Regions from separate parts of the Homo sapiens genome. Here region 2 is linked to region 1. Evidence: read pairs that join two places in POLR2A ChIA-PET (ENCODE). Cell type or tissue: MCF 10A. All regions are shown on one strand.

What was found. Peaks named below come from ENCODE experiments on the same cell type or tissue, not always from the same donor. Only the 100,000 strongest peaks of a DNase experiment are listed, where the experiment ranks them.
Region 2: POLR2A ChIA-PET joins it to region 1 with 5 read pairs; 3 of 35 experiments call an interaction of 5 or more read pairs at or near these places.

What each region holds. Positions count from the first base shown.
Region 1 is chr5:151,070,315-151,075,314 of GRCh38, reverse strand. The region is part of intron 1 of TNIP1 (TNFAIP3 interacting protein 1); the gene reads left to right. Among named protein-coding and RNA genes, the nearest start is that of TNIP1, 8.2 kb to the left of the region's middle. In MCF 10A, no CTCF peak of the experiment used is centred here; a DNase peak (open chromatin) is centred at 2,428.
Region 2 is chr5:151,277,120-151,282,119 of GRCh38, reverse strand. SLC36A3 (solute carrier family 36 member 3) reads left to right here. Exons shown (of 10, transcript NM_181774.4): 9 at 937-1,106; 10 at 4,459-5,000. The coding sequence ends at 4,727. Among named protein-coding and RNA genes, the nearest start is that of SLC36A3, 24 kb to the left of the region's middle. In MCF 10A, no CTCF peak of the experiment used is centred here; no DNase peak of the experiment used is centred here.

The DNA.
Region 1 (5,000 bases):
ATTGAAGGAGTCTCTCAGATACCGAGGGTAACACGCAGGCACCTACATGCTCACTCATCTGGTTTAAGAAATAACACATTTCCAATCAGTTGAAATTTCTCCTTCATCAGCCACCAACAAGAAACAAGTGTTCTGAATTTAGTGGGGTTTTTTTCTTGCATTTCTTTAAAGTTTTTTTTTTAATGTGTGCATCCCTAAATAATACATAGTATTTTTTTATGTTTAAAAATGTTATTTAGGCTGAGCGTGGTGACTCATGCCTTACTGGCACTTTGGGAGGCAGAGCAGGCAGGTGGATCTCTTGAGCCCAGGAGTTTGAGACCAGCTTGGGCAACATGGCCAAAACCCATCTCTGCAAACAATACAAAAATTAGCTGGGTGTGGTGGCGCATGCCTGTAGTTCCAGCTACTTGAGAGGCTAAGGTGGGAGGATGACTTGGGCTGGGAGGTGGAAGTTGCAGTGAACTGAGATCATGCCACTGCACTCCAGCCTGGGCAACAGAGTGAGACCCAGATTCATTCATGTTCGTATCTCCAGCTGTGGCTCATTCTTTTTTCACTGCTGTATAGTATTTCCTGATAGGAAATTGCCACAATGTATTTATTCATTTTTCTCTTCATTTTAGGTAGCTTTCAGCTTTTTGTTGTTAACACAAGGCATCTTTGGCTTTCATCTGAGTACCTCAGCCCCTGTCCAGCCCCTTTTCCTTCCTAGCTCCTTGGCAGCCATTACTGCTCCTGTCTGGGTAGCATTTTAAGGTTTACAGAGAACTCTATGGTTCCTACTTGGTCCTCATAACATTTCCATAGGGAGAAACAAGGAAAGTGAGGCCTACCCAGGGTCATTCGAGAAGGGATCATAGCCAGGATTTGAATCTGTGAAACCCTCTTTCCACCATATTTTGTATAAGAGGAATTCCCCAAAATTGGCATCTTACCTCTTGGAGGCAGGGGAGTTACAGGGTTAGATAAACTCTGGTTTCAGGCCATCCTCCTGCGTCTGTCTCTGGAGTAGCTGGGACTACAGGCATGCACCACTGCACTCAGCTCACTTAAATTTTTTAGAAAAATATTTTAAAATTTCCCTTTAAAAAAAATTACCAAATAGCACATGATTATTGGGGAAAAACCCCCCAAAACTCAAGCAGTACAAAAGATATAATGTAAAAAATGACAGTTGTCTTCTCTCTCCTTCCTTTCCCCTTCCTCTGTCCCTACTGTATTTAAAAACTAATTTTATAATTGTATAAGAACAGGACTAGATTTCCCATGTAAAGAGTTAAAATAGCATAGGTAAAATAAAAGTTTCTTTTGGTTTTAGTTCCTTACCGAGGTCCTTCTGTAGAGCAGTCTACTAGTAGCAGTTTGGTATGTATCCTTTGAGACTTTTTTCTTTTCTTCTTTTCTTTTTTTTAAGAGACAGAGTATTAGTCTGTCACTCAGGCTGGAGTTCAGTGGCATGATCATAGCTCACTGTAGCCTGAACTGCTGGGCTCAAGTGATCCTCCCACCTCAACTTTCCGAGTAGCTGGGACTCCAGGCATGTGCCACCATGCTCTGCTAATGTAAAAAAGTTTTTTTTTAATAGAGAATCTATTCTTGCTTTTTGCCCAGGCTGGTCTTGAACCCCTGGCCTCAAGCAATCCTCCCACCTTGGCCTCCCAAAGCACTGGGCTTCCAGGCCTTTTTCTATGCACATTTAAGATTCCGTATGTATACACACACACACACAATGTGTTTTTGAAAAAAATAGCATCCTGTTACACATATAAATCTGCACTTTGCTTTGTATTTTATGGGCATCTTTCTGTATCATTGCCAAGCAATCTACCCCATTCTTTTTGATGGCTGTATAGTATTCCATCGAATGAATGGTGGTTTGTTTAACCAGTCCCTTCTTGATGGACATTCAAGAATAGCAAAAATGTCTATTACAAAGCATGTGGCAGTGCATATTTTTGTCCAGCTTCTGTGTACTGATGCAAAGATCTCTAGATTCCTAGATAGGGTATTACTGAATCAATCAGTTACTTCTGCCCCCTTAGGTAACTCACACCTCCTCAAACACCCCTTTTTTTTTTTTTTTTTCTTTTGAGATGGAGTCCCACTCTGTCTCCCAGGCTGGAGTGCTGTGGCGTGATCTCGGCTTACTGCAATCTCCACCTCCCAAGTTCAAGCGATTCTCCTACCTCAGCCTCCCCAGTAGCTGGGACTACAGGCACCCGCCACCACACCTGGCTAATTTTTGTATTTTTAGTAGAGACTGGGTTTTGCCATGTTGGCCAGGCTGATCTCGAACTCCTGACCTCAGGTGATCCGCCCACCTCGGCCTCCCAAAGTGCTGGAATTACAGGCATGAGCCACCGCACCCAGCCCTCAAGCACACGTTTCTACATGAGAACTTTGTTCTCACCAGTTAGGCATACATGCAGGTTGTTGTCATTGAGAAAGGACATTCTTCAGTAGGTGACTCAGCTGTAAGAAAAGCAAATGTATACCCAGGCTCCCTCAATAGGAATATACTACCTAAAAGGGTGGAGGTGAAAGCCTGCATTTGGTCAGGCAAACCATGCCTGGAATGTTGGGTCCAGTGCTAGAACCAACTAGAGATAGTGTGGGGTAGAGGGTTGGTGGGGGACTGGAGGGGGGGCAGTCCCTATGTGGAACAGTATAGAGAAGGCTGCAGGTTCCAAATGTCCTCAGGGCTGGCTGTCATGCTGAAGATGGGCATCTTGTTCCTTATTCCAGGGGACCACAGAGGGGAGAGAAGGGCCAGTGGAAACAGAACTGGGAGCAGCCTAACTGTAGCCAGTGCTGGCTGCCCCAGGAATTGTTTTGGGGAGGAAGTTGGTGAGATCTGGATTGCTAAAGTTGGCCAGCTGGAGTCCCTGGGCTCCTCAGAGGACTGGGTAAGCACAGGATGGAATGTCCTCTGAGCTCCCTTCCAGCCTGAGATTCTAAACCCTGTTGACTGCAGGTGATGTGGGGCAGATTGCCACCTGGTTGCATATAAAGCTAGAGACATATAAAGGCAGGGGCTAGGAACTTGGGGCACGTTCTGGAGAACTGGAAAGTAGGTCTGGTTTCCCACCTCTGAGCTTCAGCCTGCCGCCTCTCCAGGCAGTGTAGAGCAGTGGAAAGGGCACTGATGTTGGAATCTGACAGATTGAGGCTGCATTATTTGTTCTACCACTAACCAGCTGTGTATTCTCAGGCAAATGACTTAACTTCTCTGAGTCTGCTTCCTCATCCATGTAGCTGCGTCGACTGGTTTCCTTGCTGGAAAGTGTGGATGATAATTTCCATATCTGTGTGGCAAGAAGAAAATGAGGTCATGTGCGTCATGATGCGGCCCAGCACCTGGCATACGGTAGCGCCTAACGAACTGTCACCCTCTCTCCAGCTTAGTTAGGTGCTCTCCAGTCCTCTTTTGCAGTGTGAATTCTGGCTCAGGTGTTTAGCGGGTGGTGTGTAATCTGGGCCTCGGAGGCTGAGTGGAGACAGTGGGGCCTTCTTTGTGGGTGACTCGGGAGGGGAGGATGAAGGACATGGGAAGATGTGTGCCATGTTGAGGAACACAGATCAGGCTTGGCCAGAGCCTGGTACAAGTTAGGCAGGAGGGGAGGACCTGGCACAGGGCTGCGGATGTCAGCTGAGGGTCTCTGACTGCCCTCGGGGAGGGGATAGCACCTATGAAAGCTCTTATGGGAGGACTGATGGGTTAGGGAAATCCACCTGGGCCTTAGAAGGGATTGGAGCTGGGGATTGGAGCCTTCTTAAGGTTAGAAGGTTAAAGAAAGTAGTGCTAATAAATTTCAGATCCTGAAATGTTAGAACTGGAAGGGGCCTTAATGATTATCCCGCACAACCCCCCATGTTATTACTATTTTTGCAGCTCCCTCTTTTTAGGTAACTGAGGCCTAGTGAGGGTTAAGATGTTCGCCCTAGTGTACCTTGACTAGATCCCACAGTTCTGGCGCCCCAGCTGTTACTATATGAGACTCTGTGTCTGCAGCCTCATTGTTGCTCAGTTGATTGCAAGGATGGAGGAGTTAAGTCTGGGCTCCTTGTTGGTGAGGATGCCAGGGTGCGGTCCTTGAATACACACTGTCTCAAGTATGTGCTGTGTCCTCACTCATGTGTGAACCTGACAGCCATCAGGAGAGCCCAGCCTGGTCCTTTTCTCTTTTAAATTAAAGACCTTATTTTTTATAGAGCAGTTTTAGGTTCACAGCAAAATTGAGAAGAAGGTACAGAGATTTTACATATACTGCGCCCCCCCCACCCCTAACAGGCATAGCTTCCCCCATTATCAACATCCTCCACCAGAGTGGTAGATTTTTTACAGTTGATGAATCTACATTGACACCACTGTCACCCGGAGTCCATGGTTTACATCAGTGTTCCCTCTTGGTGGTGTATGTTCTATGGGTTTGGACAAATGTGGAATGGCAGGTGTCCACCATTACAGTATTGAACAGAGTAGTTTCACTGCCTGAAAAATCCAACCCGGCCTTTGATGGATGGACCTGAGGCTGCAGTTTCCCCAGCCTGGAAATTGGTTGGGGAGGACTGGAGGTCATCATAACACAAATATGTGGACAGTTTTTTGTTTATGTCTGCAATGTGATATCATGGCATCTCACTTCCTTTCATCCTTGGGTGGAATTGCAGGATATTGCCCTTTACAGCAGAGGAAATGAGGCTCAGATTCCCAGTTGTTGGTGAGTGTGGCATCGTGGTTCAAGGGCTTCTTATAGCTACATGTTCACTAGCTATGGTGTGTCCAGGCACCCTGCTTAACCACAGTTAAATGGTGATATGCAGGTCACTAGAGAATAAGTGGAGGCCAGAACCTAGCTTACTGAGCTGACGGAAGAGCCTAAAATCCCATTAAAGGAGAGAACAAATGGGGAAAGCCTTGGCCCTTAGATAAGCTGGGCACAGTTGTGGGGTTGCCTCAGCCTTTTATTAAGCACCTGCTGTGTGTCAAATGCTGA
Region 2 (5,000 bases), 210 kb before region 1:
AAAAAAAACAAAGAAAAAGAAAAGAAATATTGGGTAAATAAAAGAGGAGTCTACATGTGTATGTGCATATGTGTATGCATGTGTGTGTGTGGATATGCATGTATGTTCCTACATTCTGTATGAGCATGTACAAACACCAATCATTTCTAGAAGGGCCACAAGAAAACTCTGAATGGTTGCCTATGGAAAGGGAAACTAGAAGCTAGGAATCAAGGGTGGGAAGAATGCTTTTCACTGTATGACTTTTGTACCATGAATTTTACTCTATGCATATATTGTCTTTTTTGTTTGTTTGTTTGAGATGGAGTCTCACTCTGTTGCCCAGGCTGGAGTGAGTGCAGTGGTGCAATTTCGGCTCACTGCAACCTCCACCTCCTGGGTTCAAGCAATTCTCCTGTCTCAGCCTCCCGAGTAGCTGGGACTACAGGTGCATGCCACCACGCCCAGCTAATTTTTGTATTTTTATTAGAGACGAGCTTTCACCATATTGGTCAGGCTGGTGTCGAACTCCTGACCTCAGGTGATCCACTCGCCTCGGCCTCTCAAACTGCTGCGATTACAAGCGTGAGCCACCACGCCCGGCTATTGTCTTTTAAAAAATTAAAAAAGAAGAGGCATACATTCCTGAGCTGCAGGCCTACTGACTCAGAATCTTCAGCAATAAGCACTTTTAATAAGCTTCCCGGATGGCCCTGATGTCCAATCTGGCCTGAATCATCTAACATTAGCCAGTTCTATAATTCAGTGAAAAGTACAGATTGAGTAACCCTTATCCAAAATGCTTGGGACCAGAAGTGTTTTGGATTTTGAAGCATTTCAGATTTTGTTTTGGATTAGGGATACTCAACCCATACCAGCTTCTGAGCAGTAAGTGAGTCCTCAATGGCCCTTCCGGGGAGCCACATCACCTTTCACATCCAATTCATGTGTCTGCAGGTTGTACCAGTCAGTCAAGCTGATGTACTCTATCGGCATCTTCTTCACCTATGCCCTCCAGTTCCACGTCCCAGCTGAGATCATCATCCCGTTTGCCATCTCCCAAGTGTCAGAGAGCTGGGCACTGTTTGTAGACCTGTCTGTCCGCTCAGCCTTGGTCTGTCTAACCTGTGAGTAGCATAAAAGGGCACTCTTTACCCAAAGCTATGACAGGGAGCCACGCTGGCGCCCACCCCACCATCATTGGATCTGCCACTTGCCTTCTTTGTGACCTAGGGTGGGATATTTCACCTCCCTGGACCTCAATTTTTCCACGTGAAAAAAAAGGGCTTAACAGAATTACCACACAGTAAATGTTATAGTCGTCTCTACTGCCTACACATAGAAAATAGATGCTGGCTGGTTTGTAGAAGAAGTATCATTCATTCAATCCTATATGTCAGGCACCGTACTGACATTATCCAATACTGATGATAGCCTAACAATGTATTACCATTAGAGGGAACTGTGGCCCAGATAAATTAAGTAACACACCTGAGTCATACACACTAAGTGACAAAGCTGGGATTTGAACACAGATTGTGTAACAACTGTTTTTCATGGTGCCATATTTCTTCTTATCATAAATTATGAACAAGTCCTGTATCATAAAGTGAGATTTAACTGTAGGGAAAAATCCCAGTGGGACTGATTTGTCAGTCTTGGAGATTATTTATTTATTTATTTATTTGAGACAGAGTCTCGCTCTGTTGCCCAGACTGGAGTGCAGTGGTGCTATCTCGGCTCACTGCAACCTCTGCCTCCCAGGTTCAAGAGATTCTCCTGCCTCAGCCTCCTGAGTAGCTGGGATTACAGGCACCTGCCACCATGCCCGGCTAATTTTTGTATTTTTAGTAGAGACGGGGTTTCATCACGTTTGCCAGCTGGTCTCAAAATCCTGATCTCAAGTGATCTGCCTGCCTCAGCCTCCCAAAGTGCTGGGATTACAGATGTGAACCATGCACCCAGCCAGAGATCATTTTTTGGCTGTACTCTTCTCTCTTCCCTCCCTTCCTTTCTTCCTGTTCCTTTCAATTCATTCATTCACTCACTCATGAGCACTGTTGTAGTGTTTGGGAAACCTCATGAACAGGGCTGGGGAATTCTTTCTTTGGAACATGTCTAGACGGAGGATCACAAACGATGACCCATGAGGAATGAGCAAAACAACAAGGGATGTTTTGCCTGGAGAAGCAAAGTCTCAGGAAATTTCCACATTTATCCTTAAACACCTGTGGGATTATTGTAAAAGTGAAGGGAGAAATTTAGTCTTCAAGGCTCCAGGAGTCAGAATTTAAAGTCATTGAAGGAATCAAGTTTCCGTACGGGGTCAGGAGAAACTATGCAATGCTTGGAGCTGTGCAGCAGAACATACTATCAGATAATAAGCTTTAAATGGCAGGCGTTCTATGAGCAGAAACAGCAAAATCCTACTTGGTTTGAGGTGTTAGAGTTCCCAGTCTGTGCTGAGACATCAGGAAGCTGTAAATAGTATTGTTTGTGATCATTCCTACTAGGAAGGGTGTAAGTTGACAAGAAAGACTGAGGAGCCTCTGAGTATCAGGGAATGCATGACTAGAGACAGTTGACCTTATAATGACATGTCCTGCTTTTGATATATGCTGAAAGTCCCATTCTTCATCCATTATTCATCCATCAATTCTATTACCCTTTACCCTTTATTCATTCAACAATCATTTGTTGAGCACCTACTACATACCTGGCATTGTGCTAGACACAAGGGATACAATGATGAATAATGAAGAAGATGTAGCTTCTGCCTTCACAGGACCTACAGTTGAGTGGCAAATATATGCAAGGAAATAATTACAGTGCATTGCAATGATTGTTAAGATGGGACATGATAATGCACCATATGATGGTTAAGATCGTAAGTAGAAGACACACTCTACACATAAGGGGGTCCTATAACTCAGCCTGGCCGAGCCAGGGAGTCCTCTCCAGTGGAGTGACACTTCAGTGAAGACCTAAATAAGTAGCAAATAGACGGAGGAGTGAAGAATGTACCACGGGAAGGGAACAGACTGTGCACAGACCTGAGGCAAGTATTGCCTATGGCCCCTTTGGAGAAGTGGAGAGTGCTGAGAGATGAGGTCAGAGCTTTGTCAGGGCCAAGTCCTAAGGGTCATTGTGCTGAGGAGTTTGGGCCATGCAGAGCCATGGAAAGGCACTGAGCAGAGGACTGGCATGACCAGAATGGAGCGTAAGGCCTTTCTCCATTCCACCTTGAATTATAGCTTTTCTTGCATGTATCTTCTCTGCCTCCTCGTTGTGAGCTTTCCTGGAAGACTGATGCTGAGTTTTCTCTATAAGCGGCTTATTAAACATTGGATGAAGGAAAGCTGTGGACAGGGACCTCCCATCGAAGGAGAATGCACTCCTAGCCATGAGAGTCTATGAGTCTCTCTTATGCTTGGACTGGATGTGTCAGAGCAATTTCAGAAAGAGGTGATTTTTTTAAAGATCCAGCAAGCTTGTATGGATGCTTTCCAGAACAGGCTTTCTCTATTTTGTTCATAGGAAAATCATATGATTGGAATATTTTAAGTAATGGATATCCCAAGTACACTGATTTGATCTTTACTAATTATATAAACATATTGAATTATCACATGTACCCCCAAACTACATACACATAGTATACATCAATGTAATAATTGTTTTAAAATAATAAATTTGCATAAAATTAAATCATATAAATTATATATTTACTCATTCAAACATTATTGAAATTGGACTCCCTTGGAAAATCTGTGATACTATATGCTCATCATGTGTATAAGAGATGGAATTTTAGGAGTGTGAAGAGAAGAGAAGGATGGGGGTTGGATAGCTTAATGCTGTCTTTGTGTTTTATGGCCTGCTTCATTACTAAGATCCTATTAAGAATAGAAAAATAAGTGGCTGATATTCGGACAGCAGCAGAAGCATCTCCCATTTTTTTATCCATCCTTGCTTCTAGACAAAGGCTATATTATATAGATACTACAAATGTTGGTTCTGAGCCTGGGCAAGAGTCAAGCACTTATTGAGCATCTACTGTGTATCAAGTTCTTTCTTACACATGAGAGGCAGCATAGTAGAGTGAAAAGGACCTTAGATGGGGCATCCCAGTGAATTCTCATCTCAGCTCTGTGTGACCTTGAACAAGTCCTGTTCCTTCTAGAGCTCTAGATTTCCCCATCTCTACAGTGGGGAGGTTATTAACAGGTAAGTGGTAGAAGAGCCCTTCCAATAAAGATTATATGTAAAAAAAAATCCAGTAGATAAAATATAAAAGGAGAGCATCTATATTACTAGTTAAGACAGGGGTGGGAGTTGCCTGACCTCCCCAAGCCTGCAGTAGGCTCCCTCCCACCTCTCCAAAGTGGTCTCTCAGGTGTCTGTGAAATTCTAGGGCTCCAAAGCAATGGCTTGTTTCTGAGCACATTCAGTGATTCTAAATATCTCCTTTCATTGCAGGTGTCTCAGCCATCCTCATCCCCCGCCTGGACTTGGTCATCTCCCTGGTAGGCTCCGTGAGCAGCAGCGCCCTGGCTCTCATCATCCCAGCCCTCCTGGAGATCGTCATCTTTTACTCTGAGGACATGAGCTGTGTCACCATTGCCAAGGACATCATGATTAGCATCGTGGGCCTTTTAGGGTGTATATTTGGGACATACCAAGCCCTCTATGAGTTGCCCCAACCCATCAGCCATTCCATGGCCAACTCCACAGGTGTCCATGCATAATTATCTGTTTTTATTCTAATAGCTCTCCCTTCCTCCCATCCCCAGTTTGACTTCCATGTGGATGTTATATACCTTCATCAAATCCCAACATCTCTATATTAATTAGTGGCGTCTTTATCTTTCCAAGAGAAATGCAGATGAGAAAAGTTAGCACTGATGTCTCTCAGGCTACACCTCTTTTGGTTTTATATTTTTTGGATGGCCTTTTGTACCTCTGAACCAAAATTAGATTCAACTATTCATATTATCAGCCTCATTTTATGGAAAAGGGAT